Linked DNA regions of Homo sapiens: region 2 is linked to region 1. The links are chromatin loops, found by intact Hi-C in ENCODE. Cell type or tissue: A673. All regions are shown on one strand. Links, peaks and the distances in the headings refer to the core of each region. The heading gives the core; the rest is flanking DNA.

Region 1 (2,920 bases), core at 231-2,730:
GATTTATTTTGGGATTGGGGCAATGCAGAATTAACACTCTTCTAGAAGTATGCAATAATTATTATTATAATTATAGATTATATTTATTACATACTTACTACTAGCATTGTGCTAGGTGCTTTAAGTATTTTGCTCCACTTAGGCTTACAGATGTTAAATAATGGCCGGGCGCGGTGGCTCACACCTGTAATCCCTGCACTTTGGGAGGCCGAGGTGGGAGGGTCACAAGGTCAAGAGATTGAGACCATCCTGGCCCAAATGGCCAAACCCTGTCTCTACTATAAAGTACAAAAATTAGCTGGGCGTGGTGGCACGCGCCTGTAATCATAAGACTAAGTAAGGCAAGAGGGTCGCCTAAACCTGGGAGGCGGAGGTTACAGTGAGCCGTGATCACGCTATTGCACTCCAGCCTGGGCAACAGAGTGAGACTCCATTTCAAAAAACCAACCAAACAAACAACAACAAAAAACAAAATTAGCCAGGCTTGGTGGCACATGCCACCACGCCTGCATGTGCAGGAGATTCTCACACGAAGCAGGAGATTCGCGTGAACCTAGGAGGTGGAGGTTGTGGTGAGCCGAGATTGTGCCATTGCAGTCCAGCCTGGGCAACAAGAGTGAAACTCTGTCTCAAAACAACAAAACAAAACAAAAACATGTTAAATAATTTTTCCAAGATCTTGCAGCTAGTACCTGGAAGAGCCCAAATTTGTTCCCAGATCTCTTTCCAAAATTTGTGCTGCATAGCCAGACCTATAGATTGTATAGTAATGAATGCTTAGAAGTACTTAGGAGTCTTCTTTGTTTTTCCGTTAATGGAGATGAACATTCTTTATTAGGGAGCTAATACATTTTCAACCATTGACATACCTATGAGATGTTTTAAAACAGTAATTCTAAAAGGATCTGCATCTGTTCTGCCCATCTCCTTTCACTTCTCCAAGCCATTTCTATAACAATATTTTCCCTTCCTTGGAAAGGTAGTCATCTGTTTTTCTGGAATCATATTAGATTTGCAATCAATTGGAGTCAAGCTGTCTTGCTTTTTATCCCATCTCCCCCCTATTCTCACTGAAGCACAGGGAATTAGAATTTGTTCAGGTCGTGTGGTGATCACTGGCTCAGGTGGAGTACCATCAGCAGGATTCTCCCGGTCTTTTGTACTTTGTACTTTGTTTTCAAAATCAGTTAATTTCATAACAGAAAATTAGCACTTTAAAAGGCACAGATGTGATTTGGAGATTATGGGTAATTTTTAGATTGCATCTTTGTTAATATTTAGATTAGTTTATCAGTATTTCCCAAACTATAATATAGTTTGATATAGTGGTAATTATTGATGTATACCTTTTTTCTACCAACTGTAGAATGATGTTATCTAAGCAAGAAGAAATGTAGGGACTTTTTGAGGATTTTATCAGATTTTTATGCACATTACTAACATTTGCAAACCCAGAAGATTTCAGTTTTTTGTCTGTTTTTTTAGAGGTAAGTTCTCACTGTGTTGTCCAGGCTGGAGTGCAGTAGCTATTCACAGGCTCTAACATAACACATTACTGCCTCCAACTCCTGGTCTTAAGAAAGCTGTCCACCTCAGCCTCCCAAGTAGCTGAGACTGCAGGCATGTGCCACTGAGCCTGGCCTGATTCTGTTTTTAAAATATATTAAATTTTTTTCCCAATTTAGCCCTGGTCTCTTTCTTTGAGCTACGCATCTTTCAGAATTGTGCAGTGAAGTGTGCTGTCTTAATTCAGATGGAAGTCCACTTCCTGAATCCAAGCTGTACTCTTCAGAAGCACCAGTAATTTGCACTGGGTTATACAGAAAGAGTTCAGCACATTCTGGCAGCTCAGCCCTATTTGCTCTTGCTTAGGCCAGTTCAAGTAAACAATGCACTCACCACGGGTCAGTATGGAAGAGTTGTGGCATGTGCAGGTACTCGGGTCTGGGGTGTGAGAAATTATATTTAATTTCAGGACTTTTTTGCATCATGTAATCTTACATCCCTCATTTGTATTTTGTTTTCAAAATTATAGAAGTAACAAAGTTGGATTGGTAGTATGAGCTGCATTGACAGAATCATTCCAGATTTACTGGTTGTAAACATTAATGGTATTGTCAGATGTCTGGAAATTTTTTCTTTTAGTCTAGTTTTTCCTTCCTTCCTTCCTTCCTTCCTTCCTTCCTTCCTTCCTTCCTTCCTTCCTTCCTTCCTTCCTTCCTTCCTCCCTTCCTTCCTTCCTTCCCTTCTTCCCTTCCTCCCTCCCTCCTTCCCTTCCCTTTTTTTTTTTTGACAGAGTTTCGCTTTTGTCACCCAGGCTGGAGTGCAATGATGCAATCTCGGCTCACTGCAACTTCCGCCTTCTGGGTTCAAGCGATTCTCCTGCCTCAGCCTCCCAAAGTAGCTGGGATTACAGGTACCTGCTACCATGCCCAGCTAATTTTTTTGTATTTTTAATAGAGATGGGGTTTCACCACGTTGGCCACGCTGGTCTTGGAACTCCTGACCTCAGGTGATCCGCCCGCCTCAGCCTCCGAAAGTGCTGGAATTACAGACGTGAGCCACCGCGCCCGGCCTAGTCTAGTTTTCTTCTTTGCATTTGGCTATAGTAGCTACTGATTTGACAAATTTGTACCTTTGTTCAGCTGTTCCAAATCATGTGACAGGGCAAAGAAAGAATATAAAAGGATGCCATATCAAAGTTGATAATTCTGTTCATTATTCATACGGTGCCCTTCAGATAATTTTTTTCACCCTGCATTCTAAAACTCCCATGTAAAAGTTAGCTATACTATTCAAACCAGATCATCAGATGGTTCATGTGCTTTTCTTAGAGTAGAACTGTCAGTCTAGGACTCTAAGAGGGCAGATTGCTACCTGCTGTGTCCCAGAGGATGTAAATATATATTTCCTCCCTGCC
Region 2 (2,909 bases), core at 410-2,909, 80 kb before region 1:
GCCTCACAGACTACTAAGATTACAAGCATGAGCCACCGTGCTCTCTACCTTTTTTTTTCTGTCCCTCTCTACTTTTTTTTTTTTTTGAGACAGGGTCTTGCTCTGTTGCCCAGGCTGGAGTGCAGAGGTGCAATCTTGGCTTACTACAACCTCCACCTCCTGGGTTCAAGTGATTCTTGTGCTTCAGCCTCCCAAGTAGCTGGAACTATGGGTGTGTGCCACCATGCCCGGCTAGCTCTACTTTTTAATACTTCAAAATATTTTTCATTTCTTTTTGTTTGTTTGTTTGTTTGTTTTTAAGTGACAGTATCTTACTCGGTCCAGGCTGGAGTGCAGTAGTGCAATCATGGTTCACTGTAGCCTCAAACTCCTCAGCTTAAGCAATCCTCCTTCAGCCTCTTGAGTAGCTGGGACTGCGGGCATGCACCACTACACCTGGCTAATTTTTTCTTGTAGAGATTGGATTCTTGCTGTATTGCCCCAGCTGGTCTCAATCTCCTATCCTCAAGCTGTCCTCCCATCTCAGACTCCCAAAGTGTTGGAATTACAGGTGTGAGACACCATGCCTGGCCAATAATAAATTTTTAGAGGCCAGACGCGGTGGCTCACGCCTGTAATCCCAGCACTTTGGGAGGCCAAGGTGGGTGGATCACCTGAGGTCAGGAGTTCTAGACCAGCCTGGCCAACATGGTGAAACCCATCTCTACCAAAAATACAAGAAAATTAGCCGGGCGTGGTGGTGGATGTCTGTAATCCCAGCTACTTGGGAGGCTGAGGCATGAGAATCGCTGGAACCCAGGAGGCAGATGTTGCAGTAAGCCAAGATCGTGCCACTGCACTGCAGCCTGGGTGACAAGAGTGAGACTCCGTCTCAAAGAAAAAAAAGGGTGAGTTCCATGAGGGCAAAGACAGGGACTTTATCTTATTGACCCTTCTGTCCCTAGAAGAGGCTGGCACATTGAATGAATGGAAGCTGGGCTTTATTTCAGGTCCACTTACAGGTAGACTAATTGCTGATTACAGTAGGTGAGGCTGTACCTGAACTATGTCAGGTGTGCTGACTTTGAACAACCTTGCAAAGGTTAGGGACAGCCTGCTTTGCTCTCCAGGTAGTGTTCTCTCTGCAGCCTTTCAGACTTGTTAGATGATGAAGAATGGAAGTCCCTTCGTGTACTGACTGACTCCTGACCCTTCCCTCTGCTTGTGTTCTTTAGCTGTGGGATGCTGCCAGTGGCTCGTTGCTCCAGGACCTACAGACCGATCAGCCTGTGTTGGACATCTGCCCATTTGAGGTGAACCGTAACAGCTACTTGGCTACCTTAACAGAGAAGATGGTCCACATCTATAAGTGGGAGTGACTGTGGTCTCGAAACCTTGAAGGCATGCTGCTGGTTAGATGTTGTTTGCTAGCGCCTAGCAGCCCCAAGCAAGATCCCTGTTTATTGTCTGCAGTCTAGAACATTGGGAATCATGGTTTGTTTGCATTAGTATGATTCTAGGACCCTAGGTCACTGAGACACTACAGATTGTGTATCTGTTATGTCCACTAAAAGAGTAATTGATGGGTACTTTATCTACATTATCCATTTCTTGGGTTTAAAGCCTTCATTAACCATTATTGTATGTTGGAAATTCTTATTTTCTTTATTTTCTGTGTGACTTTCTGGACCTTAGAGAGTGTCCTCTCATCATCTAGGATGTGAGTGGGCATCAAGCATTTTCTGGGGAATATGACATCCCATCTGAGTTGTCCTGTCACTTAAGTATCCTTGAAGGGACTAACCATCGTCTTGGTACTGATTTGATGCAACGTAGATGTAAAAGAGTATTATTCAGTTGAACACAAGAGGGCACTGTAGAACCTTGTGTCCGGTTTATTTCTGACCTTGAAGGCTGACAATCTTTTAGTAACTTGTCTCATCTCCACACAAGTGTGTGATAGCACACCTGGGTGTGCTTTGTGGCAATAACACTTGTGTTCCAGGTGTGAAGTGCTGGGACATTGGCAGGCCCAGTGATGGAAGCAGCTAGTGAACGATTCCCTTTGCTAATGCCTAGTGCATTAAGTTCATTGCTTTGCGAAAGGTAAGGAAAGAGGCCAGTTGTTTGAGCGGTGGGGAAGATTTTGTTTTTTCTAGCCAGCTTAGGATCTCAGGATTGGTTTTATCCAAGCTAGTGCTTTGAAGAACACTATCTCTTGCCAGGAAAAGATGAGTGATAGGTCAAAGCTTTTACTTGAGTCTCCCCTAGTGTCAGAGATCAGGAGAAAAGACATAAGAGAATTTACAAAAGCTATTCAGACTGCTATTGAAAACATGAGAAGAACTTGTCTCCCATTTTGAGAGTTCCTATCTAAATAAAGCCAATTCCTCAGACTGAGGGGCTGTTCTTAAGTGTTCTTTATACATTCCAGTTATCCAGTTAAAGCCTTCCCCATGTGAAGCTGATGTTTGATTCCAGTTTCCTTTGATTTGCCTCCCTAACCTTTTCTAGGGCTCAGTTTGTATTTCTTTGCCTTGCCTCAGACTACTTTGCCAACCCACTTCCACAACAGAATATGCTTCAAGATGTGGGCAGGTCAGTGTCCTGTTCATGGGAGAAAATGGCTTAACAGTCTGATTTTCTCAAATGATTATTGAAGAGTTGTTATCGTTTTTATTATAAAACACTTCTGACCTGTCAATTCAAGAGCTGTTTCTAGGATCTTTCTCTCCGGCAAGGGGTTGTTGCACTAGATTTCCCCAGAGTTCCAAGTTCTAGTTGTGCCTTTTAATGACCCTTTAATATTTTAGGACATAATTTTTTCCTTTTTTAAATTTTTTTGTAGAAATAGATGTTTCACTACGTTGTCCAGGCTGGTCTTGGACTCCTGGCCTCAAGCAATCCTCCCACCTCAGCCTCCTAAAGTG

What was found. Peaks named below come from ENCODE experiments on the same cell type or tissue, not always from the same donor. Only the 100,000 strongest peaks of a DNase experiment are listed, where the experiment ranks them.
Region 2: a loop joins it to region 1, with 4 times the contacts of the local background. A loop is called at or near these places in 2 of 110 quality-filtered maps.

What each region holds. Positions count from the first base shown.
Region 1 is chr16:74,542,042-74,544,961 of GRCh38, reverse strand. All of the region lies in intron 1 of GLG1 (golgi glycoprotein 1), which reads left to right. Among named protein-coding and RNA genes, the nearest start is that of GLG1, 64 kb to the left of the region's middle. In A673, for the core only: no CTCF peak of the experiment used is centred there; a DNase peak (open chromatin) is centred at 1,604; H3K4me3 peaks cover 623 bases; H3K27ac peaks cover 2,274 bases.
Region 2 is chr16:74,622,377-74,625,285 of GRCh38, reverse strand. RFWD3 (ring finger and WD repeat domain 3) reads left to right here. Exons shown (of 13, transcript NM_018124.4): 13 at 1,215-2,909. The coding sequence ends at 1,358. Among named protein-coding and RNA genes, the nearest start is that of GLG1, 17 kb to the right of the region's middle. In A673, for the core only: a CTCF peak has its summit at 1,853 (motif pointing right); a DNase peak (open chromatin) is centred at 1,845; H3K27ac peaks cover 2,500 bases.